Regions from separate parts of the Mus musculus genome. Here all the other regions are linked to region 3. Evidence: chromatin loops called from intact Hi-C (ENCODE). Cell type or tissue: heart. All regions are shown on one strand. Each heading gives the region's core, and the rest is flanking DNA. Links, peaks and the distances in the headings are about the cores only. Region 1 overlaps Adra1b (adrenergic receptor, alpha 1b). Region 2 has its middle 19 kb from the start of Ttc1. Region 3 holds the start of Gm42073 (a long non-coding RNA gene). Region 4 has its middle 68 kb from the start of Il12b. Region 5 holds the start of Il12b (interleukin 12b).

Region 1 (5,891 bases), core at 565-5,564, 670 kb after region 3:
TCTAGACAGTCATTTGTTGAGGCTCTCTTCCGAATTGCATCAAGCTGGCAATTAAAACTAACCACCACACAGGCAAAAGGGGGTCATGCTTTTAGCCCAGTGATTGGTACAAAGAAAGAATTTTGTTAAAGAGTAACTGTGGTTCTACAAGGATGCCCTGTGGTTGCAATGAGTGTCGTTGGCTCACAGCAAGTTGAATGTTTAGTGCTTACTCTTCAGAGTTGTGGAATAGACCCTATAGGATGACCTCCTTGGAACATGTCCAACCAACATGCTTCTCTCTGAACGGGCCCTGCTGGGTGTTAGCCTTTGATCCTTACACTTCACAAACCTCCTAAATCACTCAAAGCCCCTAAGAGCCAATTGACGTAGCTGGGTCTAGGAGAACATCTGTTCCCCAACGTTATCCCTTCTTATCTAAGCCTCACCTCCTCCTCCTAGCACACAACAGAAGGTAGAGGAAAATAATAGAAATGCCTCACACAAGTGCTAAGGTCTCATCCCCCACCCCAGCCCTTTCAGAGGGCTGTCTCATTAGGTCTGCTTAAAAAGCATGATCCTAAGACTGCCAAGGAAATCAGAATTGGCCATGGGGTCACTAACAGTGTTTCCCAGGGATATCTCTACTGCGGGTCAAATCAAATCAGATGTATGTTTCCGAGGTCTATGTGTTAGCTTCAAATTACAGCTATAAATGGCACAAGAATCTCTGAATTAGATATTCAGTCATTGATCAAATATTTATGAAGCATCTACTATGTGCCAGGGACTGAGCTTCCCAGGGCAAAAGGGAGTCTCAGTTCACATCTTTAAATACTTTAGGTCCCTCAAAAAGGAATGTCTCTCACTTTAAGGTCAAAATGTCAACTCATCTCTACCTATACTAACTTCTTCCTGAGGAAGGGAGAGCAGGCCTGAGGCCTGCCAGTCTGGAGCAATCCAAAAAGTACTAAGAATGTTGTATTTCTATCTTTTTTTTAACTATGGCTTTCCATTTATAGCAAATGATTCATATTTTCAATGAGTAATAAAAGCTTCTCTTAAGAGTATAGTTCTGGGCTGGGGAGATGGTTCAGTGGGTAAGAGTGCTTGCCATGCAAGCATGAAGACCTGAGTTCAAATCCCCAGCAGCCATGTAAAAAGTCAAACCATGGTCCCAACACACCTTTAACCTCACTCCTTGAAGGGAAGGCAGAGCCAAATGTCCTGGGACTTACTGGTCACCTGCCTCGCCCTGGGTTCACTGAGAAATGCTGTCTTGATAGGACAAGGTATAAAGTGAGAAAGGACAGCACTTGCCCTCCACTGGCCTCCATGAGTGTACAAATTATATATATACACACACACACACACCATATACAGCACAAACACAAAGGCATAGCTTATGAATTTATGTCTCATTAAAGTAACGATTCAGCACTTACAAACATTTAATCAAAAGTATCTTTTGTATGCATCTATCAGACTATATATTTTTAATTGTCCTACAAAGTAATAGGTTTCCTTGTGGAAATTTTATACAGTTTTTTTTTATTAATCTCCCTGTCTCCTTCTTGTACCCCATAGTTCAGGTACCAAAAGTGAATGGATTTAAAGAAAAGCGTTGTGTTAGTGGTGGCTCAGACTGACATTAATTAGTCAACCTAGTCTTGAGGTAGGTCAGGAGTCCCGGCCTTTGGAGAGTTCCTGGTCCTTTTACAACTGCCATGCCAGCTGTAGTCTGTTTTCTGAGGAAAATACAGGACGGTTTCATGCAGCTCCCGGAGCTCGGAGATCACATGGACCCAGCATGGGACTTAAGTGTGAGAAAGCGTTCTAGTGAGAACCCTTGCCTGTGGACTGCGACCACTGTCCCCTTCCTGGTGGCAGCCTGCTAGCAGAGCCAAAGCTGTGCGTCAATGTGCTCACAGCATCCATGAGAGTTAAACTTAGGGAGAGCTTTCTGTGCACAAAGCCCTCAGCAAAACTAAAGTCACCTTATCCCTGCAGAAAGCAACTCCCATGTTCCAGGGATCTGAGCGGCTCCCTCAGGGACTGGAGGGGGGATCTTCTCTCACCCCATTCCTGAGAATGCAGATTTGCCCATCTATGACCTCAGAAAAGAACTTCAAATCCCTGACTCCACTGCTCCACAAACATTGTTGGATCCAATCAACGGGAACGGGTCCTAGTGGCTACCTGCTGCTCTCCAAGCTGAGTGGTCTTGAGTGAGTCGCCCTCCTTCACTTAGTAGGCATACTTAAGAGACTTGCCAAGGCTCAACAATCTAAGATTCAGAACCTGAAGCACTGGAATTGCTTCGATAGTGGAAGAAGCAGAGCCAGACTCAGAGACCAGGGAGCGTTCACAGTGAGTTAGTGACACTGTCAGAGAACCCTCTGCAGCCTGAGCCACAGCACAGAGCACCTGCCTTCCAGGAACCTGCTTTTCCTGTTGTACTTATTCCTGTCTCCTGAGGAAGGATCTGCCCAGGGGAAAAGATCCACATGGCCCATCTTCTCTCATGCCAAAGAGGCTTAGCACCTTCTCCAATTAACTATGGGTTTCTGTACCCTACCAGGGCATTGGCTGGTCCAGCAAGTAGAGCCTTAGTCCTCATGTGTGTTGGGGTGGAGGCAGGGAGCAGGATTTGGGAGTAAAGATCCCTAGGGAAGAAGTCAAAATATTCCTGGAATCTGTACCAGGGGCCAAACAGTCCTGGACTCACAGTGCCCCCTGGTGGTGAGCCAAGGGAAGCCCATACCCAACCCCACCTCCAGCAAGGAGCAGTATGTGCCTTCTCGAGGATACTAAGTACTCAGCTAGAATTACTAAATCCAAGAAAGGAAACTGATGGGGAAATAATTAAATCAAAATTATATGTAACGATATCAAGCATAGGTCCCAACGGTTTTTCCTCTTTATTTATTGTTTATTTGATTGATTAACTGATTGATGATTGATTGATTGATTTTTGGTGAAATTACAAGACCCATCAGTACAGGAGTAATTACTATGTGGCAAATGACTATTACTTTGGAGTTGATTGTGGGGCAGAGACCTGGTTTACAGCATGCCCCTATGGACTTAACAAGTTGCATCTAGTTCAATCCTAAACAACACTGGATGTAGTTGCTTCTACTAACTCCATTTTACTGATGAGAACCTGAGGTCCCTAGGGACAGTATGAAAGTCGATATATCAGGAAGGATATTCAGGGTTCTAACCCTGAAACAATTACACACACACACACACACACACACACACACACACACGACTCCCTGTCAGAAATTTCTGAGGATGCTGGATGTGGTGGCACACACCTGTAATCCCAGCCCTTGAGAGGTAAACATAGAAAGATCCAGAGTCCAAGGTCACCCTCAGTTACATAATGAGCTTGGGCTACAGGACAGTCTATCTTTAAAAGTTAACAAACAATAGAAGAAATCACCGCAGGACACAAACATGCTGGCAAATGCCTGTACGTCTCCACTGTGGAGACTAAGGACCATGTATTTAAAGCCAGTCTATACGCTTCCCAGATAGCTGGAAGATAGCCAGAGTTGAATAGTGAAGGCTCTGTCTTAGAAACAGTGCTTACTGGAGATCGGGTGGTACCATGCAAGGGTCTGAAGGAAGAGACAGGAAAACAATGCACAGTGCAAAGGGGACAAGAAAGACCAGAACAGCTACAGGAACCCAGAGTGGCAATGTACGGAGGATGTCACAGCACACAGTCCAGCAGGAGGGAAGCTTGGGACAGCCCTTAAGAAGCCAATGCAGCTAGCTGTCAGAGCTTACAGTACAGTTGGCCCAGAGGATCCTCACAGGGGAGTTTAGCCTACAGAAACAGATGTGCAAAGAGCGAGTGCCTGAGGCTTTTTAATCGCTGCAGATTGGAACAGTTAAATATTGGAGATCAATCACCTGCTTGACTGGCATTAGGGGACATGTTAAAGAAATTACTATGCATCCAGATTGGAATGTGACATGGCAGTAGTCGGGGTGAAGAAACGATATAGACCCAGACAAGGAGAAGTGACTGAGCCAAGCAATTTAGGGAAAGAGAGGTGGAGTTGGACCCCATTTAAGGAAAAAAAAATCACAGAAGAAAACCACAACTGTTAACTCTGGTCCTCCGAACTTGACTGGAGAAAGATTTTTTTTATTCTTTTATACATTTATTTTTGTAACCGGTCATTTTAACTCAGCATTATCATTTTTATAAGAAAATATATAAATCTGGAGGGGAAATGAAAATAATGTTTCCTGTCCAGAAGGGATTTACAATCTAGTTAGTAAACAAGGCCTCAGCCAGCCCTGGGACATAGCTTGACAATATTAACAAGCAACTAAGTGGCCAAATGGGACCAGCCTGTATGTGTTCAGCAGGGTGGGGGATAAAGAAACCACACTGACTTGACTGGAGTAGATCAGAGCAGAGTTCCTGATGGAGGCTGAAGACTGGGCAGGCTGTGTTGGCCCTCTGTATCCTCCAGTCCTGCATCCGAGAGTTTAACCAACCCTGCGTTAAAAGCATTAAGAGTGGAGCAGGAAGAAGGTTCAGTGGGCAAAGGGGCTTGCCGCTAGGCACAGTTACAGGAGGTCAGTACCCCAGATCCACGTAGAAGAAGGAGATAACTGACTCCCCAAAGATGCCCTTGGAACTGTATACCTACTCCTTGGCATGTGGCCCCTAGCACAAAAATAAACAAAAGAATAAATTTGCATAGACATTTGAGGGCAAAGGTCGAAGCTCTACTGGAGAGATGCAACTTGTTTCCCTCGCTCTTCCCTAAACACTGCGCAGTATAACAGCCATTTATGCGTCACTTATATCATGCGAGATTCTGAGTTATTGATTTGTTATCAGTCACCTAAGGAAGATGCAAAATGCATGGGAGGCTACAAGTAGGTCACAAGCAAATCTCTTGAACCATTTTATAGAAGCGCAAAGTCGCAGATTTTTTTTTTTTTACAAGAGCTGGGATCCTCCTCCCACTGATATGCGGACCACGTGCGTTTCAAAAGGCCCATCATTTGTTATAGGGTTAAAAAGTGTCAGAGCAAATAATAAGAATTTTACATGGTCCTCTCTTTCCTTCTATTTTCTCATTTACTTCTTCCTTTTTATCATTTCTGTTTCATTTTTGGTGGTTGTGGTGGTGGTGGTGGTGGTGGTGGTGGTGTTTTGAAACAGGGCTTCCTGTGGCCAGGGCTGACCTTGAAACTGAATATGTAGCTGACAATGACCTTGAGCTCCTGCTCCTCCTACTTCCACCTCCCGAGAGCTGGGATTTTCAATGTGTGTCACTACACCTTACCCCATGTACATAATTACTCTCACATACTCAAAAGAAGATTCTATGAAACAGTTACCGTTCGCATTTGATAGATGAGAAAGTAGCAGGCTTCATGAACACTTCTAAAGTCCAACAGCCAATTCTGGACACCAGGCCAGGTCATTTGAATTCCGCCTTATACTCATCTCTCACACTGCCCAAATTATCTTGAGAGGAAAGAATGCCTTATACTCACAAGAATGAATTGCACATGACTCCAGATTTGCATGAGAAAATCTATCCTCAGGTCTTTGCTTAAACTTTACAAGGCTATGGCCATAACAGGGTGCTTTCTAACAAAGTTTCAGCACAGGGTCTTGAACACAATCTTCACAGTGTGGAAGATGGCCTAGGAGAACACTTGCCATTAGCGGTATTGTGCTCTGTGTAGTCCTTAAAAGGAAGGATCCATTTGTTGCTCAATTCACTGCCATCTTCAACAGGCTTGACACCAGGCAAGGTTTCATGTTTATCCTCAGAAAAAAGGCTGTGTTGCTTTCAATCCTTCCCCTCTTTGGTCACATTGCGTCCATAGCTACCAGACTGGTTCCTATGCAACAAGACATGCTG
Region 2 (5,891 bases), core at 566-5,565, 690 kb after region 3:
TCTAATCCTTAATGGACTCTTACTAGATGGCACTATTAAGAGGGAGTGGAAATTAAGAGGTAGGACCTAGATCACTGGGGCGTGTGAGGAGGGACTGCATCTTGACTCAGATTCTTCCTGGCTTTCCTTCTCTCTACTTCCCATCCATCAGGGAGTGCATAGCAGCCTCACTATATACCTACACCACAATGGTTTCTGATTGAGTACATGAGACCATGTAGCCATGAACTAACCCCTCTAAATCCATAAGCCAAGAGGAATCCCCCTCCACTAAGTTGTTTCTACCAAGCATCTGGTCACAGTGACTGAAAGATTCCCCATGAGATACTTGCGCCTATCTTTCAAAGCTTTTAAAAGTCACTAATCTAAACCTTTTTGGTTGGACACCCTTCCCGGGTCTCAGTGGTTTCTGTTGTGGTTGGCTAGCTGATTTTGGTTTTGGTTTCTGCTGAGGTTTGGTGTTCCTAAGCCCTGAGTGCTTCACATATAAAACTAAAGTAACATATAATCATCTATACCCCAATGATATGAAGGATCAATGAGCCGATGCAGGAAATAAAGAAATATGAGACATTTAAGAAACACACAGCTAATATTATTAAAATAGATCAGGACTACCAACAGTAACAAAATGGGAATGGGGTGTTGAGATAGGTTCTCAAGTAACTGAGGCTGGCTTGGTACTCACTGTGTAATGGAAGATGATCTTGGCTTCCTGATTTTTCTGCCTCCACCTTCCCAAGATTGCAGGTTAATGCCACCAGGTCTGGTTTATTCTGGGCTGAGATAGAACCCAGGACTTCATACATGCTAGCAACCTCTCTACCAACTTAGCCAGTCCTGGACCTGTTTTGTTGTTTTTCTTCTTTATTTGTGAGTTTGTACATTCATTCATTCATTCATTTATATAAGAGAATAGCCCACATGGCACCATGAGTATATGGAGGTCAGAGGACAGTCTGTAGGAGTTGGCCCTCTTCTTCTACCATGTAGGTCACAGAGATAGAATTTAATCATCAAGCAGGGTGGCTGAGCCACCTCGCAAAAAGGTCTGGTACTTACTACATAGTCCAGGTTAGCCTCCAACTCACAAAAGTCCTCCTGCTTCAGCCTCCCAAATGCTGGGATTACAGGATCACATCTGACCATTTGTAGCAGAAAAATCAACTTTGGAAAGAGTTGGGAACTCAGAACCTGGCTCTCTTTCATCTGAACTACCAAAAGGCCCTAGTTCTCACACTCCGAGTTTCCAGTGTGGTGGTATAGACTTGCCTTGGCAGCCCCGGGGAGATGGGAGAATCAGAGGTCCAAGGGTAGCATGGGTTAGTCCATGGGTTAGGCCAGTTGAGCTACATAGCAAGACCCTGCCTCAAGCAAAACAGTAAAACAAGCAAAAATTGGGGAAAATGGAGCTGGAGAGATAGCGCAGCAATTAAGAGCACTGACTGCTCTTCCAGAGGTCATGAGTTCAATTCCCAGCAACTACATGGTGGCTCACAATCATCTATAGTGAGATCTGATGCCCTCTTCTGGTGTGTCTGAAGATGGCTACAGTATACATATACATAAAATAAATAAGTAATTATTTTAAAAATATTGAGGAGGATGGAAGGATTAATCAGAATGCTTATTTAGAATACGGACTTATCCCACCTCCCATTCCTCCCGACTGGGTTAGGAAATGGAAGACCCGGGCATCTGGTCTGCACATCCTTCTTCTTGAGGCACAGTTGATCATGAGCCAGAATCTTTTCTTTTTCCCCACCAGAAACAGGGCATTACACTTTAGCACAAGTGGACCTGGAACTCACCCAAGTTAGCCTTGAACGCCAAGGTGATCCTCCTGCCTCTGCCTCTCCCTGGTGCTGAAATCACAGGCAGGCTGCTGAGAAGCAATGCGCTAGAGTAGTGTTTCTCAACCTTTCTCAGGCTGGAATCCCTTAATACAGTTTTTTGCTTTATGATGAGCCCAAGCATAAAATTACTTTCGTTGCTACTTCATAACTGTAATCTTGCTGCTGGTATGAATCGTGATGTAAATATCTGATACGCAGGATAGGATATCTGGATATGTAACCGCTGTGAAAACGTTAGTCAAACTCTCGAGACGGGTCGCGACCCACGGGTTGAGAACCCTTGCTGCAAAGCATCATTGCTTTAGGAGCTGGGCTAATTTATGACCCCATGAAAACAACTGGCTTTTAGAAACCCTGATCCCCCTACAAAACACTGTTTTGCCTGCACACCAGACACCTTCATCCTTATTCGGAGGGATATACATGTCAACCAATTGAGTAACCTTACAATGCCTACTGCCTTCTGGGACTCACTTTCCCCAGTACTAAGTTCGAGGGGTCTCTTCTTCTCTGCCCAGGCTGAGCGTCTCTCTGCTTTTCAGGCTCTAACTTCTACCCTCCTGCTTGGATGAGCCAAGGATAGCAGCTGAGAAAACAAGCCCTACGCGTCTTCAGTCAAGCTTCTCTTAGTTTACCTGTACCACACTGCCCACAATAAGGAAGAAGTCTAGTGTGCAGGGGAAAGACCGCTCTATAAGAAGGTTAAAAAAAAAAAAAAAAAACAGAGTTGTTTGGATGCTTTTCGTTTGGTTTTATTTTATTTGAATTTGCCAGTACAGAGAATTGAACCTAGCCCTCACTCACGTAAGCTAGACAAGAGTTTACCACTGAACTACATCTCCAGCTTTCGTTCCTTTTAAATGACGCAGGAAGGTTTCGGTTTCCTCCTTTGCATGTGGAAGTATTTGCAGTCAGGTTTCTGTGGTTTGTGCTTACTGCCAAGAGCTCTGCTCGCACACCGCATCCAAGCACCCTGAGGGACGCGCATCTCTCCACCGCTACGCCGCATCTACAGCTCAACGCTAGGAAGGAATACAGAGGGGGGCCCCCCGGGGCTGCTCCTAGCCACCTGCAATCTGGCGTCCTTCCTCCACGCACACTTGGAAGCTGTTTCTCGGACGAGGTGGTGAGAGGCACTGCGCCACGCCCCCTCGCGCGCCACCGCGTTCTTAGAGTGCAACCTGCCCGGCGTTCAGGCAGGCGGGCGCGCCATCTGCTGTCCAATACGAGTAAGCAACGCGAATGAAACGTTGCTCTGCAATTCAGCTTGGATCTTCTCTGCAGCTCTTCCCTTGACTCTCAGTTGGGGAAATGTTCTGGAATCCTAGGTTAAGGGTACTTAACTTGGGATCTGTGTGTTAGCTTCAACAAGTCTAGGAACCCTCCAAATACTACTCAGAGTGGGATATTTTTCTGGAAAAGAGGTAGTTTTCCTGAGTCTGACTAATAATGCTATGAATTGTAGATACACACACACACATACACACACACACACACAAAGTCTCTTGAGCAATATTGCCAGGGTATCTGGCAGATGCATATTCAACTTTCCAGATTTTGCCTGGCTGTTTCTAATATTGCCTGGCCACTTTGCTTTCCTGCCAACGAGGCATAAGACAGCCAGTTACTCTGCTTCCTCACCAGCTCCGAGAGCATTAGTCGGCTTTAATTGTAGTCATTCTAACAGGTTGGTGGTACTCTTCCTGTGGCTTGAATTTGCATTTCCCTAATGACTAGTACCGTCAAATGTCTTATCTGCTTATTTGCCCTCCATACATTTTTTGATGGTGTGTTCAAGTCTGCTCATTTTTAATAGATATTTTCATCTTAGCAAGATATATTATTTCAAGCTGAGATGTTAGGTTTCCTTATTTCTGGAACTGGAGAAATATTTCAGCTGTTGGGAGCACTTGCTGCTCTTTCAGACAACCTAGATTCAATTCCAAGCATTCATGTCTGACAACCTCTCTTGGCCTCTACAAGTACCCAAACTCAAGTGCACACATCCAATCATTTTTTAAAGATTTCTTTTTATTTCCATAACATGCAACTCCTTTTATGTATATGTTCTTTTCTCTTAGTTGATACCGTGTATTTGAATTCCTTAATTATGTCCTTTAAAATGCAGGAATATTTAATTCTGACAAAGTGTAATTTATTAATACCTTTATTTTTGGCTGATACTTTTTATTTGCACATAAGTGCTTTTAATTTAAAAAGAAAACAGAACTTTTCCTTTTAGCATCCATCAATGGAGCATCAGCTGCCAAGATGTTTGATCCTTTTGGGACTTCTAATTGAAGCAAAAACTACGTAAGGCATTTCAATACATTTTCTCACATTCAGAGGAAGATCGTGTCTTTCCCCCTCTTTCCAAAGTGCTGAGATAGAAGCATCAGGTTCAGTCTGTGTGCCTTCCAAAGGATGGTGAAGTTCAGGTTGTACGTGGACATTAAAAAGGTCAGAAGCTTGGCAGTGGTCCAACTGTGCAGGAAGAAAGATATTCACATTGATTGTTGAATTGAGAAAATGCTAACTCTCCGTGTGTGGGTCAACCCCACCCCAATAAGGTGCACATCACTAAAGCTGGAGGCATAGGTACACATGAGCGAGATGCCCAGGGGGCCAGAGGAGGATTTTGGCTTCCTTATAATTCTCATATCTGAGAGGCTGAGATGTCTGGGTTACCACAAATTTATGGCCAACCTGGAGTATAAGTGAACTCTAGGCCAACCTGGGCTACATAGATAGACTTAACTTCAGAATTCAAATAAAGAAATAAATAGGGCCGGGCGTGGTGGCACACGCCTTTAATCCCAGCACTCGGGAGGCAGAGGCAGGTGGATTTCTGAGTTTCGAGAAAGAAAGAAAGAAAGGAAGGAAGGAAGAAAGAAAGAAAGAAAGAAAGAAAGAAAGAAAGAAAGAAAGAAATTGTATTTAATGGAAAAGTGATGATATGAAGTTTACTTAACTAGTAGAAGGCTGTAGAGACAGAAAAGGCCCTGCTGTGGATATACTAACTGCTGACATCTGAGCAACACTACACTGCTATTGAGCCGTGTGTTGCTTGCTGATGTTACTGCCCAGGAATTGAAAACAGAAGCTATGGCCCTCAAGATTGTAAAATATATATATATTATATATATATTGTGGATAAAATGTTGGTTAAGACTCAGGTTGTTAGCAGCTGCTTCCAATCCTAGCCATGTCACTATGTCACTGTCCTGGTGATCCAAAAAGAGGCCTGTGGTCTGGAAATTATCACTGAGGAGGGAAGATCTGTCTTCCAATCCGAGAACTTTTGTCTGATCTTGAGGAATTATGGGGACTTTGAAGTGACTCTATTACAGAATCCCTCAAAGACAATTGCAAGACAGTGAATGCCACAACTTCTCAGCTTCCACTTTATCCTCCTGAGGTGAGAGAATGTTCCAGAAACAGTGTTTCCAGATAGCTACTAACACTGCTGATCTTAGTTACTCTTCCAAGAGGATGTGGCAGATGGAGTTGGTTCCCGTGAAAACCAAGTGTGGCAGAAATGACCCAAGAGTCCAAGTACACTCCGATTTCTTCTTATCATTTCCAGAAGCCACTCAAAGTGGAGATTTTCAAGATGTTTATTCCCAGCCTGAGCTCTATAGATCTAATGGCCAGGCTGATGAGGCGGCTTGGCAGGTGAAGGTGTTTTCTGATAATCTGAAGTCAACCCCCAGGGCCTTCATGGTGGAAGCAGAACCAGTATCTCCAAGATGTCTTCTTCTCTACACACACTCCTTGTGGCATGCACATGTACACATGCACATGCATGCACACACACACACACACACACACACACGTGATAGCAACAATAACAAAACAAACCCACAAGATCTAAAAGGGCTATTAATTTAGAGGACTGCATTATCTGGCATCGATGGGAAGAGAGGCCCTTGGTCCTGTGGAGGCTTGATGCCCCATCAAAGGGAAATGCTAGGGAGGTGGGGGTGGGTGGATGGGTGGTTGGGGTAGCACCCTCATAGAAGCAGGGGGCATGAA
Region 3 (5,891 bases), core at 653-5,652:
CTCTAATGTTTGTGTTCCTGACTTTTATAGTTTGAAGTAATGCTTTTAAAATGAAGTATTAATATAAAATACATCAACCTTACAATTTGGGAGAACATAACTGACTGCCCTTTTTATGGAGACCGGTCTGTATAAATAAATGGCGAAGTAAAATGTTTATGGCAAAATGTGGCAGAAAACTGGTATGAATGTGTAATAGTCTCAGCATATAGAAGTGTAGAGTGGGGCCTACATGATGGCAGTTCCCTCCCCAGGACCCACATGGCGGAGGGGGAGAGCTGACTCCTGCAAGTGTCCTCTTTGTGTGCATATGGTATGCACAGGCACACAGCAAATAAAGAAAGCTCATGAGAGAGTGCTCTGGGAAAGATAACCCCGCTGTGCTCAGGCCAAGCTCAGATCTCGGCTGGCTCTGTCCACAATAGACAGTGGCAATGAAATGAGTTAGTGGAGAGCACTCAGGTGACGGAAGGAAGCGAAGTGTGAGCAGCATCGCTAGAGAGAAGTGGCTGTGTAGACCCCAGGCTAAGAGAGGCTGTGCTGTCAGTTAGGCTGAGAGAGAATAGGTAGGTGGAAGAGCTTAAATAATACCCATGACTTCTTAGAAACTTAGGTGGTAGGAGAGTCACTTGCACTGGTATTTTAGCCTCAGCAACTGACTGAAATGGCGGAGTAGCACAGGCTTTTGTTAACGTTCTTGCCACAAGATGAAGTTTGATGAGATTTGTTCATTTTCTGACAGATAAGGCCTTTCATGAAAGCTCATCTAAACCGTGATAAAGACAAGGAACTGGTGAAGCTCACTCAGTACCTCAAGGAGATCGCTAAGCTTGATGACTTCTTGGAGCTGAATCACAAGTACTGGGAGAGGTAACTGCTAACTATGTCGCTTTACTCTTGAGACCAATGAGTGAAAACACACTGGCAGTGCCAAACTGTGCTCTGAATTTTGTATAAGGTGGGAAAAGTCTGAAACCACTTTTTCAGTCTACTGGAGTCCCCTCAAAGGTATTTCCTCTAACCCCTAACTTTTTCATAAACCCACATTCCTTCGGGTCTTTAATATTCCAGTAGTAGGAACTTGAGAAGCTGGAGTCACTTGGGACAGTAATCAGCTTACTCTCTGAATTCCCTACTCCTCCCACCATGATTCTTTAAGGCAAGGTCTCTGTGTGAGCTACAGCCTTCTCTATGTTTTTGACTAGAGTCCTTTTATTCTTTGTTTTGTTAATATATTTTATGTGTGGGATGTGTGCATTCAGGTATGCCCTCCTTTAGTATCTTTTATTTCACTATATGCAGGAAAAATTAGATCTTTAGATGAACTCTGAGTTAATTAGAAATCGCAACTCTATGTAATATTGGGACGTAGGCAGTGTGATGTGGTATCTGGTGCTTACAACCTCCCAAGGCTAATTGTAAATCTGAGCAGCCTGATTTGGTGACCCGCTTCACTTTGTGCCTGAGAAATACGAGGAACATAGCACTCCACAAGTAATTACAAACTGTACTCATCTTAAAAGGTCTGCCCTGAAATAAGTCCTTTGGCATGAGAGGTATATTGCTTTACTGAGCTTAGTCTGATTCTGTTTTGACGAGTTTATCTCATTTCCTGCAGGTATCTATCAAAGAAGCAAGGACAGTAGTTAGCAGTTACACTCAGAGTTGAAGATCCGGAGGTCTGTGGACCTCTGTTTCTTTGCTAGGCATTACCACGGCTGTGCTGGACACTGAAGCAGATGCCAGCCTGCCTAGCTGTGGTCTTCCAATGCTTTGTAAACAAAGTGCTAAACAAACAAACAAACAAAAAGTTCTCTTCCCTCTATGTTAATTTACTCTTGAAGAATTGTTCTCTGGCATTAATTTTTGAGGTGTTTCCCAAATCCTCTAAAAATGGAAAAAGGAAAGGAAAATGAAAAAAGGAGAAAAATATATCTACGATTGCCATCTTGTGACTTTGGAAATGAGTTTTGTCTTATGCTTTTCTGCTTTTGTCTCCTTGTATAATCATCTGCCTGAGTCTGAGACCAAATCTGTCTTCAAACTAGCTAGTGCTTTCCCCCTTAAAACCAAAAGCAGCACCAAAAACCCCAGACCAGCTTCTAAGTAACGACCTGGTTTGTTATGCTGAAAACTCGCAAGAGTTGTCCTTCCTTGTCAGAGTTTCTCTCCTGCAGTCTACTCAGAAGATCCTGAAGCTGTGTTGTGTCAGTGCTCCTTAAGAATGAAGGACATCTGCGTGGTAAGGCTGTGCCCTACATGACAGGGACAGGACAAGCAGACTGAAATAACACAGCAGGACAAGGCCGAGTAGAAGCACTTCTGCCTAAAACTAGTCATGAGCACAGCTTACCACAGTAGTAAAAAGGCACCATCACCAACTCGACTCTCAGAAGCATGGATAGCATCTCTGCCTACTCCAGTCGGGTGTCATTGTAACTGCTAACACCGTTGCAGCAAACATCTAGCCATAAGATTAAAAATACCTGATACTTGCAATGCTTAAGCCTGCAAATATGTATGTGACTGTTGTTTTATGTTGACAGTATTGCTTTATACAGTTCTTGTATTGAAAGGAATTGCTCCTTTTAAATGAACAGGTGTACATTGTTCTTATGGGACTATTTCAGTGGTGTAAATAATAAATATCTTTTCTTAAAACATTGGTTATCTGTTTTATAATGTCTCAAATATTTTACCTCTTTGTCAGTTCACCAACCATGTTCAGGCAAGGACCTCTGAAAATTAAATGCAGAGGCAGAAAGAATTAGAGCTGGAGACCAGCTGCAACTATGATCTCAAACAAGTATGTGTGCTGTTCTGTGTATATCATTATACATTCAAAATGATTTTAGCAGCTAGATAACATGCGTAATGAAAATAATTTATTAAAATGTTTCTTAAGCATCTGGGAATTTTCAGAAGAAAATTTAAGGGCCAATAGAATGTTTACGTGTTTATTCATGTATGCATTGCCTTTGTCCTTTTCAGTTGCTCTTACTGATACACCAGGATCTGCCTCCCCAGGACTGGCTCAGTCCTGTGCGCATCCCCAGTGCAGGATGCTAGGCTCATTTTGTATTGTTTGGCTTTTTCCTCATGTGGATGTGTGGGTGCACATGGGGGCTAGAGGTTGACATTGGACACTTCCTTTGATAGCTCTCTACTTTACTTGAGGCAGGGTCTCTTGATGAATCAGATAGAAAAAAATCTAAGCCAATTTACCTGTCTCTATCCCCTGAGTGCTGGGATTACAGACTTTGCCATCTGTCTTGTGTGTAGGTGCTAGGGATCTGACCTCTCATCTTTAGTACGCAGATGGCTAGCATTCTACTCACTGAAGGACCTCTAGCTCCTGTGAGTGCCAGTGATCTGAACACAGGTAGGTCCTCATGTTTATATGCAGGCCCTGCCATCTCCCCGGTTCTAGACTAGAGAGAACATTTAAGGTTAGTTTCATTTTCCATGTGTGATGACAGTTTATTGTTCCAAATAGTAACAGAGAAGGGCTTCATACTTCACAGTGAGCTGCACATGAAGGATAAGTTATTAATTAACCTGGGTCAGGAAAGAACAAACACATTCTTAACAGACGTGAAACCACATTTAGCCAGGTGGGGTTTTACATCTCCCACCAGTAGGTGGCACTCCAACCAAAGTTTGGAGCCAGTATGTTACTAACCACTGAGGCCATTTGGGATCTTGAGCTTTGTGTAATTAATAATTTCACATTGTATGAGACCCTTTATACCTTCTAACTCTTAAGACTTCTTTCTGTGACACACAGTTGACAGTTCAAAGGTATATCTCATAAATCTTACTTTTGCCAGGCATAATTCCAAGATTAAAATAATTGATATTTAGGGGTGTACATTTAGTCTAATGACTATATACCATCTTGAAATCTTACATTCAGAGAGTGGTTTGAGATCCAGGAGCCCTTTAAGTTTGCATTAGCAAACACTGGGATATTGAATTCTTTGTATCTATATGTAGTAGTACCTATTATTCCCCTATAGGCGAACAAGCAGGTAAATAGCAAGCAACTGAAGCATGTTCAATTATGGAAAGTGAACTAGTTGTCATCTGTTGGGGTAGAGCTACACAGAGGCAAGAGACTAGAAAAGCTGTAAAAAATGCTTAGTATCATTTAATTGTAATTAATACTAGTAAAATACTATTATGATTCTCAAAACTTTTTCCCCAAAACTCATGTGTTGAACACTTGGACCCCGGTGCTCAGAGGCAGGGCCTTGAGAAAGCAACCGGCCTCCTGCCTCAGTCAGCCCCTCAATTCTGTGGGAGAATCAGAGTCCCAGTACAGGTGCGCAGGAGTTGGAGAAAAGGGTGTAATTTGTAATTTGTCAAAGTGAGCATCAGACTTAAACATTACAGAAGAAAACAAAGAAGTTAGGTAACACAACAGCCAAGGTACATTGAAGCTATCTGACACAAAACAGAGAAATGCATACAAAAGACTGTCAGGAACCAGGCAGTGTTTACAATTGAGATAAGATCAGCCCTATCTAGAGTCAGCTAATGAAGGGGCCAGGTGAGGATTTCACACCCTAGTCACAATTTATGCTATTCCTCTGAGCCCTGTGAAAGCTTGCACCAGGGGGTTCTGCTCTAGCAGACCTTTTCATGAATAATGCAGTACTGTAGTTCTTCCTTAAACCACAACCCTCCTTCTTCCTAGGCCATGGTAAATTCTTGCATTTGGGAGTAATTTGGCTGCTCTTTTAAGTATCTGTAGGGAATCTCCATTTGTCAGAAGAACTCACCGACTTTCTTCTAATACACAATGTATTCTGCCATACCTGACTGTAATGAAGACTGTAATGTATACTTCGCTAAGCTTGCCCTGAGATTTCTAACTCCTATCCAGTAAAATATGCAAGAAAGCATGCAAGACCCTCCACACGATCACAGGGACAAATTTGGAGCATTCTTACTATGGGAATGCCAAGGTTCCAGGAGGCTAAGTTTCTGTGAAACTCTTTGCCTTGGGACTGCATCCAAGCCTTTAGGCCTGTCATACAGAGTTGACTGGAGTGGGTGTGGCAGACTCTAAGGGTACTGACCTAATAAATAAAGGAAGCCATAGGTTGCTAGATACGGAAGCTGGGTTTTGCTGTAAGACACGAACTCTGCCTCCTGCCTACACAGGTAAGCAGCATTCTCCAGCATATCTCTGTCAAATACGGAGAGACAGTACAATCAACTGGCCATTTGCTGACACCTCCAGTTACCCTTCCAGATACCCAGTTGTTTATCTCAGGTACTTTGTCACAGCGACAGAGCACTGACTTAACCATGAATGGTGAATAAGTCTATGTGGAATTTTCTCCCACAAAGTCATCAACAGAACTATTTTATGATACAGATTGTTATAATACAAGTTTCTACTAAAGTATTTGTACATCAAAAACTTAAGAGGTGCCTTGGAGAGTAAATGCTTAGCTATTTATGTAAAAGTCTAAGTTTTAGAATAGTTTTGGGGAATCATGTGGGTCTTAGTGTGAATGTCAAGCATTTTGAACTTAGAACCCCTTGGAGATTCTTTGATTGATCTAAGACTTAGGATGGATCATGACATTAGAAGAGAAAGGGCAGGCCACTCTCAGACCTGAAAGCTAGGCATGCATGACTAGAAATGAGAGTGAGGTCTTCTGTAGAATACGGTAGTATCGAGATCTGTCCAACAAAATAACAACAGAGCTCCTCACGAAACTTAAACGCCTTTCAATAGTAGTTGTCCTTCCTCCTTTTTCCCCTTCACCTCTTCTGCCATCTACTCTTACTCCTCCTTTTGACATGAGTATGTAATGTTAGCTGTTCTGGGGTCTCCTCTCTCTGCTTCTGGCTGTGGTTTCCCCTCTAAGGCTTTG
Region 4 (5,891 bases), core at 480-5,479, 120 kb after region 3:
TTATTTTTTTAAAAATAATTTTCAGATAGGTTATAAATAATGGTACTCAGAACAGGTTCTCCTCTTGGCTCCATCACAGATTTGTTGCTGATTGTGGACAAATCTCTAACCTCTGGTGCCATTGTGTACCCCACATGGATGATTCTTCTGAGTCCCTGGGTTGGTGGCATAAGAGCCCTTTGAAGTCAAGATCATATTTATGAGCCATCATTTTCAGTCTTATTAATAATAACAAGGACAGGCTGAGTGCCAGAGATGCTGGAGCAAGCTTGCATGGCTGAAGGATTGAGGCCACAGAGCAAAATGCAAAGCAATGAGGCTGAGAAATATTTAAGGAAGTGGGAAGGGGGAGATAGACAGGCAATCATAAAAGACGCAGGTTCCCACGTATGAGATCGGACAGTATGGAGGTTATTGGTTTTGGAGCTTGGGAAGGCTACCTAGGTAAATTTCTGTGTGGCCAGAATTTTTTAAAAAGCCTTGTGATAAACAAAAGAAAGGAAAGGAAATGGGGAAAATTAAGGGGAAACATAAGGAAAATGGGAAGGAAAAAATTATCCATGGATTCTGATGCTGTCACAAATCAATGATGCTGTTGTCCTCCAGGTGACCTTGGCTGGTCAGGGTTGTAGCTTCATAGACTGCTCTTGGAGGCTTCAATCTGCTTAGCAGCCCTGGGAGCATCAATTGTTGGGCTTTTTCCATTGGGCAATTCACTGCCCAGCCTGGCTCAGGCACTAGGATTGAAGCCCCTGGCCCTGGAGATGGAGCAGATTGATCCTGGGGATGGATGAGGAAGACTGTGTGTGTACTTACAGCCTCCAGGGCAGGAGTATAAGAATCGAGTAGCTCAGTGGGCATTAGGTTCAGAGCAGCAACGATCACAGCTGTTGCTATGTGGAGATGTCTCTCCTATCCCTGAAATCCAGCTTTATCGTGGAAGCTGGCTTGCAGTCCAGAATCCTTTTATTTACAAAAACCCTTAAACCAGCCAGCCAAACAATAACAGCAAAAATATTTTCTGGTCAAGCAAAGCACATGGTATGGCTACATTTGGGCTGTCTATCTGTGGGCTCCTCGGATGCTCCATTTTGGTGGTTCGCATGTTCTTCAACACCTGTGGGTGGTGAAGATCACTTCATCTAGTGGAAAAGGGTCTCTGAAAAATACCTAACCCCTCCTCTATACTCCAGAAGACTACCGGGATAAAACATACATCAGGAAAAGGTGGCTGTGGTAAGTGTGTGGGCATAGAGAGTTCAGGGTAAAAGGGAGTTGCTATTGGTTTCCTGTGGGCTGTTCAGAGCCCTCCCTCCTCCCTCCTCAAAGCCCAGAGTGGTTTGACAAGATTCCCATGGGTTTTCCTGGTCTCATTCCTAGGGGCTAAGGAGAAGCTGGGGGTTGGGTAGCTGCAGGATATGAAAAGGACTTCTTCCTTCATCCTCCACAATCCTTGCCTGTGTAACAATAGGTGCAGTCCTAGCCTACAGCAGGTGCACTGCTCAAAACCTTGTTAGGTATTGTCATTGCTTGCACAGCTGGAAACAGCTGGCCAGCTGAGACCATGGCAAAGAGGGGTCCAGCAAGAGGAGGGGACTGGTTGGAGCAGGGACTGCTGGCTCCAAACTGAGGCTGACTGGAGAATCACACAGTCTTACTACAAGACATTAAATAGACAGAGGGACACGGGGAGTCAGGGAAGTTCCCACTGCCTCAAATATGTCTCAGCATTCTTAAAGTAGTCTCACCAGACAATTACTTTTCTAGAAGTTTCTATGGCACTACTTCTTTTCCAAGACAGATTATGGAAGGTGTTTTAGATTCGTATGAAAAAGAGAAAGACACGGTTGTTAGTCTCTGAGTCCTAATCCCTGTGGGGTCTGCAGCCCCTAGGCTTGGAATTCTCTACATAATGGGAGGGGCAGCAGTGCAATATGCTAATTGGCCTGAGGTATTATTGCTGCCTCTGAACTCAGCAATCGCTGTGTTTTTGTTTAAGTGTGGTAACTGCTGTCTGTGTCACCTGGCACCCAGAGAGGTGCTGCTGTGAAATAAGAACAATAAAGAAGAACGACATGCGACATGCGTTTCACTCACCACATGGCTGTCCTGGAGAGACTTGGAACACTGGTCAAGCTCTTAGCATATGTCAATCACTGGTGTGTCTGTCAAGCCTGGCTGTGTATTGGAATCACCTAGGGATTCCTGAAAATCCCAGCACTGGGTTCTGCCTTACGTCAGCTGCATTGGAATCTAGTAGGGACATTGGGGGGGGGGGGAATCACTCTTCTGTGGGGATTAAATTTGGGGTCTTGAGCTTGCTAGGGAAGTGCTCTACCACTGAGCCACACTCTCCTCCCATTCTTCCCCATCTCCTCCTTTTCCCTTCTTCCTCTTTCTTCTCTTTTTCCTGATGTTTTCCTTTGCTCCCAACATCCTTCTCCTCTTCCTCTCCTTCATCCCCCTTCACTTCCTCCTCTTTTTCCACCGTTCTCCTCCCCTCCTCCTTTCTTTTTTCCCCCTCTCCTCTTTCATTCTCACCTCCTTTTCCTCTCCCCACTTCTTCCCTACTTCCTTCTCCTCCTTCTTTTCTTCCTCCATTCTTCTCTAACCATATCCTCCTTTTCTTTCTTTTGTCTTCCTTTGTATTTTGAGGCAGGTTTCACTCAGCAGTGAAGAATAACCTTGAACTTCGGAGTCTCCTTCACAACCACACCTTTCAGTACAGCCACGTTTATAGAGTCACAGTCCAGCCCAGTGAACTTGTTCTTGGGGGTTACCATGTGATGGAATCCCCTAGGCAGCTTGTTAAGTGCCTCAGAGTCCTGACTCAGTAAGGGAAAGGGCCAGTGGGCTATGTTTGTGAGCTCCCCCCCCCCCCGCCCCCCCACCCCCCAAGGGTGAATATCACTTACATCACAGCCGTGAACTTGAATGATTGTGTGCAAGTCAGGAATTGTGCTCATTTCACAGTCGGGAAGAAAGATATTAAGAACAGCTAAGCAGTTTGCCCAAGGTGATAAGGTAGGTCACTGTCAGAACCAGGAGTCAAAGCCAAGCCCCGCAGGGCTGGCCGTGAAAACAGAATGAAGACTTGTAAAAGTATATCTTTTGGAAATGGGAAATCTGGGTAAGAAAAAGAAGTCTAGCAAGTAGAACTGACACGCTTGATCTTGAGGCTCTAAGGGACAGAGCTGGGACTTGAGATCTGGACCATTCCCCTCAGACTGTCAGGGTAGGCATCAGCAAGCCAGTCACTAACCATCAGGGAATCCTTGATGCATCTGGACTCCTTGTTGCGTGGCATACAATAGGCTGTTAAGCAGTGATTTAAAAAAAAGAAAAGAGGAAAAAGAAAAAAGAAAAGAGAAAAAAGAAAAAAGAAAAAAGAAAAAAGAGAAAAGAGAGAGCAGACAGAAAGCTGCAGTGAGGGAGGGAAGTGGTCCCTATAGGTTCAGGTTCATTCGGTTCTCTATTTCTCATTTATAGGCTTGACCACTAGAGGGCGATGTCCGACAAGAGAAAGAAAGACACTGCTCCACCATTTCTAGGATTGGAGACGATAATTCTGTAGCTGGGCATTTAAAGCCAAAGCGAGGGGCGGGGTGGGGGGGGGAGGAAAGGGGGTGTTAATTCACCGAATGATTAAAGTGTTCTCTGCCCCTCCTGCTCACAGGCTGCTGGGAAACATCCTCAAGACACACTGACCCATGGACCCTTCTAGATGTAAAGTCCACTGGTCAAGGGAAGAGAAAAGGAAATCTAGGTTGGTCTGAAATTTGGATGTTTACAGATAGTAGGAGGTTTTCAAAAAAAAAAAGGACATTTTGTAGCTTCCCAGACATTCACAGCATCGATGGGAGTTAATGTTTCGAGAAATGGCAATATAATGAAGTTGCATGCTGAATTAATTTTCCATAAATAAAACAGGACATTTTCATGGCTTGCTTTTCCTGCCCCATCATGGGGGTGTGTTCTTTTAGCGACTGAGCAAGTGCCCCCTTTCTCCCACTCTACCTCTTCGGGTGAGGCTGGCCAGGGGTTTGAACCTGGACTGTTTGCTCTGGCTATGCAGCCCTGGGTGATTCACCTGATTAGGTGCTGACTAGGAAATAGAAGCGAGGGATGACATTGCACATTTGTCAGGAGCATCCTAGGGAGGATATGCCTGAGGGTCTTAGGTACCATTCGAAAAACCTTCAGTGTATATTGGCCATTTTCCATGCGTTAGCCCAGCTCATGGTCAAGACTGGATGGACCCTCCTTGAAACACCATCGAATCCTTCATCCTTCCCTTTGTCTCTCTTCTGTCCAGAGATGCTGGAGAGGAGCTGTGCAAAGCCTGTGAGGGTTGCATCTCCTTAGGGCCATCGCCAACCCCAAGAATTGTATTTTAGAAGCTCATTGAACTGGAGAGGAATGAGCTTCAAGTATCAGCCTCTGGAGACACAAAACTATTAGAGCTAATGGCGGTGCCAATTAGCATAACTACTGCACACACAGAGTGAGCTGGGCACGGTGCTGGAGGGCTTGTGTGCACTTTCTTACCACGAACCCTATGAGATGTTTTATGATGTCACTTTTTCACGTGGGGACAGTGAGGGGCAGAGAATGTCAACAACTATGCCTAGGACACACAGCTCTGGAGCGACAAACCTGAAGCCAAAGCCAGCTGTGACTCTGATGTTTGCTGTGGAGAAGGGGCCAGTAATCAAACATGCGACAAAATGATAACTTGCTCTTAAGGTGGCATTTGTGGGATAGCTTTGTATCCCTTCAGAAGACTACGAGGAGGAGGAAGCCATGTGTGACAGAGACTGGGGAACATCTGGAACCGTGGTGTCATGTGGGGAGATCTCTGGGGTCTGCTAAGGGTTCAGGAGGGAGAGATGAGGAAGGGGAAGGCCTGGAAGAAAACGCCTGCAGCAAAGGCAAGGGGAGAGATGTGGCCTCTGTTTCAGGGACATCAAAAGACAGAGGAGTTACCTGTCATGAACTGCACTTGGAGGAAGGGGAAACTGAAACATGGCAAGGCAGCAGCCTTGGCTAAGGGCAGTGGCTTAGAGGCAGGGTTAGGATAGGAAATGCCATCTACAGAACCCCAGAGCTTCTGCAGGGTGGCAGTCATCTCAGAGTCTCATGTCCATCACCAATAAAGAAAAATACTGCTAACCCCTGGGAGGATCTAGGCCAGCCAGCCACCCAGCCACAGCCAGGGCTCCGATGTCGGGGATGTGGGACTGTGGTAGCAGAACGAGTTCCCTTTCCTTTCCTCTCCTTTCTTTTTTCTTTCTCCCTTCTCCCTTCTTCTCTTCTCTTTTGAAGCAGTGCTACACTCTAGCCCACGCTAGCCAAGGCTGGCCTTAGATGTGCTGCAGTCATCTTGTTTCAGTCTTGTGAGTGTGGGCTCGATCTACCCACAATCTAATCCACAGACAGCTGGAATAATTCCCAAGGTTTAAGATGTTGACAAAAGACTGTGTCTGTGCACCACACCCAGATTTATTTCTCCTCCTCCTAGGGATCACATTACTCACCCCTTTTTTTAAAAAAATATTTCATAATCTCTCTCACCAAACTATAACAAAGTGTGAGATGAGTTTAGAATCCAGCAAGTAAGGGACCAGAGAGGATCCCGTCCCAGCCTGCTCTGCTTCGTGATTGGTTCTTCTTTCTTCCCCGATTCTGTAATTGTCATCCTGCCTTTCTCCCCAGCCCCTTAAGGCACCTGGTCATAGACAAGGTTTCAGAAGCCTGAAAGGCTTTCATGGGCTGGTGCCTGATAGAGCCAGCCAGGAGAACCTACCCCAGTCTGCCTGCTGCTTGGCACTCTTCTGCCATATGAGTCTCTAGGATTCTACTTCTCCCTACCTGCCCCACCACAGCAGTTG
Region 5 (5,891 bases), core at 505-5,504, 55 kb after region 3:
GCCAGGCTGTAGAGAGAAATGCCCAGAGAAGGTGATGCAATTATACACGGCTGTGAAACCCAGATGGTAGGACTCTGGGCAGGGAAAAAAGGCAGAGATTCCTGGCATCTCCTGGTGATCTCTTCATATGCTCTCAACACAGGGATTTCCCCTTTGGCTACATGCCAAGCATTTCCTCTGTCAGCCTCAGATGCACTTGAGCATCACACGTGAACCATATTTCAGGCTGAAGGGAGCCCTGGCAATGGTCCAAGGAACAATCTTCATTTCGGCATCACCTACATCTTAGATCATAGAAGACCAGCAGAGGGTGGAGATGATGGCAGGTCGCCTCTTAATCAAATCTGCACAAGCAAAAAAGTGTGCAGTATGTAGCCAGGCTTTGGCTTTCAGGCTGATTGGCAGATGCTGGGCTTTGTTTCCCTCTCACTCCACAATTCTTCCATATGCTATGTTTTAACAATTCTTTTTTGTTTGTTTGTTTGTTTGTTTGTTTTCATTAGTTTTCTTAAGTCCTGAAAGTCTTGTGCAAAGAGCACAGGAACCCTGGGCTGGATACTCTAGCTCCCTAGAGCATGCAAATGCTTCCAAACATTGCTGCCAGCGGGTGCCTGAGTGGACATCCCTTTTGCAAGTTTCATTCTGTTATTCTTTAATTTAAAAGAGAAATGATATGTAAAAATAAAAATGCCCAGAAACAACAATGCACAGTACAGATGGCGTGGCTGTCAGGGATGGCAAGGAGGGCACGGGCAAAGGGCCTTGGTTCTACAGCCAAACAGACCTCAGTCTGCCACTTGTTAGTTATGTGACCTTGACAAGTTGTGTTGACTTTGTCAAGCCTGTACTCCTAGATTAAAAATAACTCTGTCAGGTTAGGAGTTCATGAAATGATCCACAGAAAGTGCCAGCTTGAGCCCCAAATGAAAACAGGACCCCAAATAGCTACTCTTCCCCTTCAGCATCGCTGAAATGACAATCATTTGATTACGTCTTTAATGTCTGTCCCCCCTTTCCCATACCGAGGTGTGTGACAGAGGTCATATCTGTCTAGTCTTATATCCAGAATCTAGCCTAGAGAGAGTCCATGGATTGTTGGTGCAATAATCACAGTATTTCAGATCTCAGCAAAATGAATTCTTGGGGGTGACCTAACTTCATCTTGAAATGCCTTGCTTGAACAAACGGAGCCCCCAGCTGAGGCTCAGTGATCCCTGGGTGAAAGCAAGATGTCACCCTGCCCCATCACCCTGCCCCATCTGGTGCTCATGATTTCACCTGGGCAAGCAGAGGAAGCCAACCCATGAAGATTAGCCTTCCCTTTCTCACAGATTTTAGAACCCTTTAGGAAATAGTTTGGAACATGCCTTGGGCTTTCCAGTTTTGAAGAGGTGGCAAAGTTAGTTAAAATCCAAAGGAACCCCCAAACCCAGCTCTCCACTTTGATTATCATAGCTGATTCTAAAGGCCATCACAGGTAGGACATTCAGTGATGAGCTTAGGCTTGAAGGGGTACATGAAAGGCTTTTTTTTTTTTTAAGTTTCACTCTTAAGGCAAGAACAGAATTTTAACAACACTCCTTAACACATATGCATTAATACTTAAGAAAATGCACATAGTATATGTGTCTATATAGACAAAGCAAACCTTTCTATCAAATACACATCTGTCCACAATGCTTGGCACATATTATTAGTAGCTCAATTTTTTGAGACTCTCTCAAACTCATTACACAGCTGAATCTGGCCTTAAACTCCTGTGCATTCTGTTTCCTGCCTCCCAGATTTGGAGATTACAGGTGTGCGCCATCACATCTGTAATTAGCTGACTTTTTAAATGACTATTTGAAGCCCCTGTCGTCAAAGCCCCTGGTTTCCACCAGCGGGGAAAGCCATCCGAGATGCTCCCAGAATCCACTTACCCCACTCCCACGCTGCCTGGTTCAGGGGTAGCCTGTCCCCTGGAGTCTGAATCTGGACAGCCTCTAGATGCAGGGAGTTAGCGACAGGGAAGAGGAGAGAACTTACCTTGCTTTGCTGCGAGCTGCCTGGTCTGATGTGCCTGGACACCCACTGTTCCTTCTGCTGCCTTGGCTGCTCCTGGTGCTTATATACTCTACTCCTACAGAACTTTCTGATGGAAACCCAAAGTAGAAACTGACTAGTCTCAATTGCAACACTGAAAACTAGTGTCAAAACATTCTGGGGGAATTTTAAGAAGTTCCTCCCTCCCCCCCTTGCCTCCCTGAGTGCATCTATCATACAGAGGGAATATAGACGTCGAAATCCCAGGTTAAGAGGAAATGACTTCGGGGTGTGGAAAAAGGAAGGAGGCAGAGATACTAATTTCTGTTTACATCATGCCTAAGGTGAATAGAGGCGGCAATGGCTAACCTCTCCCGATTCCACAGACTGCAGAAAAAGGAAGGACTTGCCCCAAACCGAGTTCATGGTTCATGCCACAATCAAATAAGTAGGTGTTACAGGCCCAAAGAATAAAGGGCCTAGTGTATCTGGGCCACCTTTCCCCATGTTTTCTTGTTAGCATCTAAATTCAGAAGGTATTACCTCCTGTTTGGCTCCACGTACCCCCTACCTCATACCTATGTTGTCTGTATCCAGGGACAGCTCTGGGGAGGTGAATAACTAATAAAAGTCATAGTGTTTTGAGGGCGTCTCTTATGCTTATAGGTCCTTACTCATGGATTGATAGCAGCATGAACTGAGCTAGACATAGGCAAGCGTACAGATGATTCAAAGGTCACTCTTTTGGGTACCCATACTATATTCTCACTTCAGTAATAACGTGTCTGTGGTCCTATAAACCCTTTGTAGTTTCTCTTCTTGAGGAGTTTAAAATTGCAAAGAGGTGTGCAATCCTGTAAGTTGATGTTACCTCCCTTCCTCATCCGTGCTCAGAAATATTAGCTCTTCTTGCACATCCAGTTCGCATACAGATGAGAGCCACTCTCAGAGCCGCCGATAGAGGGCGCGAAGCGAGGACATCCTCGCGGTTGGGACGCAAGGGACACAACCCGCCGCTTCTCCATTCCTGTCCCTGGCCTGGGTTCCCGCCTCCTGGGAAGTTCCTAGGGCTGAGGTTGGACCCTGTCAGGTTTCGGGCGGTGTAGATTTCCGGCCTAACTTTCTTCCAAGTGTCAGTCTGCCTGGGGCGCGGGGAGGGGGAGAGAACTGCGGAGCTTCCCAGCCACACACTTCCTCACTCCAGCAGCCCAGCTGCAATCCCTCTTTGGTCCTGATCGGCTTCAAACTGAGGGTGGAGACATCAGTCACAGCAAGCTAGCTAGTGGCATCCCTGTACTCCTAGGCTTCGAGTGAAACTGGTTTTGCATACAAGATCATTCTTAAGTGAACAAAGTAGGTTTCGTTGCATAGTGAAATAGCAGTAAAAAATAATGTGCTAGTTTTAGGGGATCTCTGAGGACAGCCATAATCTCTGTGACTAAGATTGCTGGTCACACTGACCCTACATGCAAAGCTCATGGTTACCTCTGCCCATCTCTCCCAAGGACAGATCGGGAGTTCGTTAGAGCACCATCTTTGGCCTCTCGAGGAACTGGATCTTGACAAGGTACATAACTCCTCTTAGCCTCACTGCTGCAGTGCAGGGTTGTAAATGTCCCCTGAGCTGAGACAAGCTGTGACAACATACATGCAAAGCTCATGCAAATGTCCCCTGAGCTTAGACAAGCTATCATTATGAGCCACAAGAAAGCGATTTCATGAGGAAAACCGAACAAAGCAATATGGGGCCGAAGAATAGCTCCATGGGCTTATTTGGAGCTGGAGGGAAGGCTAGGGGGGGGGGAGGGGGCTTGAGGTAGCTCTTGGGGCTAGGTCAAAAACAGTTAGAGGAATACAAGACACAAGGGAATGATGTGCAGAATAACAGTGTGGCTCATAATCAGGCTGAAGCTACTTGGCTGTGATTGAACCCCTCCCCCCCAACACACACACGTACGTACAGATGTATGTATGTAATACCAAAAGGCCCCTTCCCTTATCAAAAGATGGCTATAAGCCTTTAGTATACTTTTCTAATACAATATAAATCATGTGTGCTTTAAAACATTAGTTTTCAGACAATGCAAAGCAAAACATGCATCCTTGCTATTGTCAAAAACTCCAAAGCAAAATACACCTTGAATAAGAAGCTGAAGCTTTGACATAGAGACTCCTGGCAGTAGACATTACCTGTGCTTTGATGTGTGTTCCTCTGAGCCGCCTGTGCCCCCTGTATATATTTGGTTGTTTAAGTAGGATCTTGTTATATGATGATTCTGAAAATTCCTTTTATGTAGTGGTTGGGAAATGAACAGGCCTGGATTATATCACGACCCAAGTTTCAAAAGCAGCCACAAGAGTTTCTATGAACACACATTTTCCACATGTTAGTCGATAGCTTTACCACTCAGTTATCTCTGCAGCCCTTCAGCAGCCTTTAGTGAGTACATCCATGGCTTTGGTCTCTTGCTGGACCTAACAGAATTGACTCCACATCTGGATCAGTTAGAGACTTGGCTTAGTCTGCCAACTAGCTTCTCTCTCCAGATGACTCCATATTTCCAGATAACAGATAATCCAGGATGACATTCAGTGTGTGTGTATGTGTGTGTGTGTGTGTGTCTGTGTTTCAGAGAGAAATGAAGAAAGGGAGAGAGGGAGGGAGGGAAGGAGTAAAGGAAGGAGTGAGAGAGAAAAGAGAGGAGACAGCTTTTATCATGTGCATCTCTCCTAAGAGCAAAGTTGTCTTAGAAGCTCCCAGAACTTTTTCTTCCAGTCCCCTGGACAACTGTAATCTAGTCTTCCCGAGGAGAATATACTTACAGTGACTGAAAGCTGAGCTGGGCACAGAGCCCTGATCACAGAGGAGTGGATAGACCAACTAGGAGGCCATAAATCATAGGTATTGGCCAGGTAAGTCTGGTGGTTTGTGCTGACATAGAAGGAAGAAATCAGGTAATCAGACAATGAGAAATAAATCTTCCTTCTTAGTCCATCATTTACAAAAGATGTGTCTGCCCGCAGGCTATGGTTGTTGCTCCTGCCTGCTTCCTTACAGAAGCTCAGACCGGGAAAACACCCCAAGTGCATGTGTCAGTCAGCGTGTGACTAGATGATTTTCGGGGTTTGTTTGTTTGTTTATGTATTTATTTTCAATGGCTTGGCTTCCTATTTTCTCCAAAATGTCTACAACTAACATGTATCATTCTTAAAAAATATTTGGTTTCTTCTTTTCTTTTCTTTTCTTTTTTTTTTTTTTTTTTTTGAGACAGGGTTTCTCTGTATAGCCCTGGCTGTCCTGGAACTCACTTTGTAGATCAGGCTGGCATCGAACTCAGAAATCTGCCTGCCTCTGCCTCCCAAGGGCTGGGATTAAAGGCGTATGCCACCATGCCCAGCTTTGGTTTCTTTTTATATATGTTCATATGCTGTGTACATCCATGTGTGTGACTGAGGACATGTACGGTTGCCAGGATTGATGTGGGATGGCTTCCTTGATTGCTCTTCATCTTAGTGGGTTTTTTTTAAATTTAAATCATATAGTTTTAGTGTGTTTGTGTGTGCGCACATGTGTGCACGTGCGTATATGTATGTGTTTATGCACACTTATGTGAACAGCATGTAGCAGTTGGTTCTCTCCTACTGTGTGGCTCCCAGGGACTGAACTTAAGTTGTTAGACTTGGAGGTAGGCACATTTATTTACTGAGGCGTCTCATTAGTTCACCATCCTAGTTTTATAACCTGGAGCTGATGGATTTGAACTGTCAGGCCATTGGACCTCGGGACCCTCCCATCTGCCCCTCCCCAATACCACAATTACTGGCACATTTTGTTGTGTCAACCTCTTACCCCTTTTACCCACTGA

Evidence for each region. Hi-C counts contacts between places; a loop is a spot of excess contacts. Peaks named below come from ENCODE experiments on the same cell type or tissue, not always from the same donor. Only the 100,000 strongest peaks of a DNase experiment are listed, where the experiment ranks them.
Region 1: a loop joins it to region 3, with 4 times the contacts of the local background. A loop is called at or near these places in 6 of 42 quality-filtered maps.
Region 2: it touches region 3 in a loop (13-fold over the local background); 19 of 42 quality-filtered maps call a loop at or near these places.
Region 4: a loop joins it to region 3, with 7 times the contacts of the local background. A loop is called at or near these places in 11 of 42 quality-filtered maps.
Region 5: a loop joins it to region 3, with 2.4 times the contacts of the local background. A loop is called at or near these places in 4 of 42 quality-filtered maps.

What each region holds. Positions count from the first base shown.
Region 1 is chr11:43,780,758-43,786,648 of GRCm38, reverse strand. All of the region lies in intron 1 of Adra1b (adrenergic receptor, alpha 1b), which reads left to right. Among named protein-coding and RNA genes, the nearest start is that of Ttc1, 36 kb to the right of the region's middle. In heart, for the core only: a CTCF peak has its summit at 2,728 (motif pointing left); a DNase peak (open chromatin) is centred at 2,688; H3K27ac peaks cover 774 bases.
Region 2 is chr11:43,764,181-43,770,071 of GRCm38, reverse strand. No RefSeq gene overlaps it. Among named protein-coding and RNA genes, the nearest start is that of Ttc1, 19 kb to the right of the region's middle. In heart, for the core only: a CTCF peak has its summit at 3,078 (motif pointing left); a DNase peak (open chromatin) is centred at 2,921; H3K4me3 peaks cover 546 bases; H3K27me3 peaks cover 1,853 bases.
Region 3 is chr11:44,451,343-44,457,233 of GRCm38, reverse strand. Ublcp1 (ubiquitin-like domain containing CTD phosphatase 1) reads left to right here. Exons shown (of 11, transcript NM_024475.5): 10 at 743-870; 11 at 1,619-2,663. The coding sequence ends at 1,646. Gm42073 (a long non-coding RNA gene) reads left to right here and starts at 2,943. Exons shown (of 3, transcript XR_879809.3): 1 at 2,943-5,891. In heart, for the core only: a CTCF peak has its summit at 3,634 (motif pointing right); no DNase peak of the experiment used is centred there.
Region 4 is chr11:44,329,253-44,335,143 of GRCm38, reverse strand. No RefSeq gene overlaps it. Among named protein-coding and RNA genes, the nearest start is that of Il12b, 68 kb to the left of the region's middle. In heart, for the core only: a CTCF peak has its summit at 3,490 (motif pointing right); no DNase peak of the experiment used is centred there; H3K27me3 peaks cover 1,316 bases.
Region 5 is chr11:44,396,256-44,402,146 of GRCm38, reverse strand. Il12b (interleukin 12b) reads right to left here and starts at 2,084. Exons shown (of 8, transcript NM_001303244.1): 1 at 2,029-2,084. In heart, for the core only: a CTCF peak has its summit at 2,972; a DNase peak (open chromatin) is centred at 3,116; H3K4me3 peaks cover 578 bases; H3K27ac peaks cover 867 bases.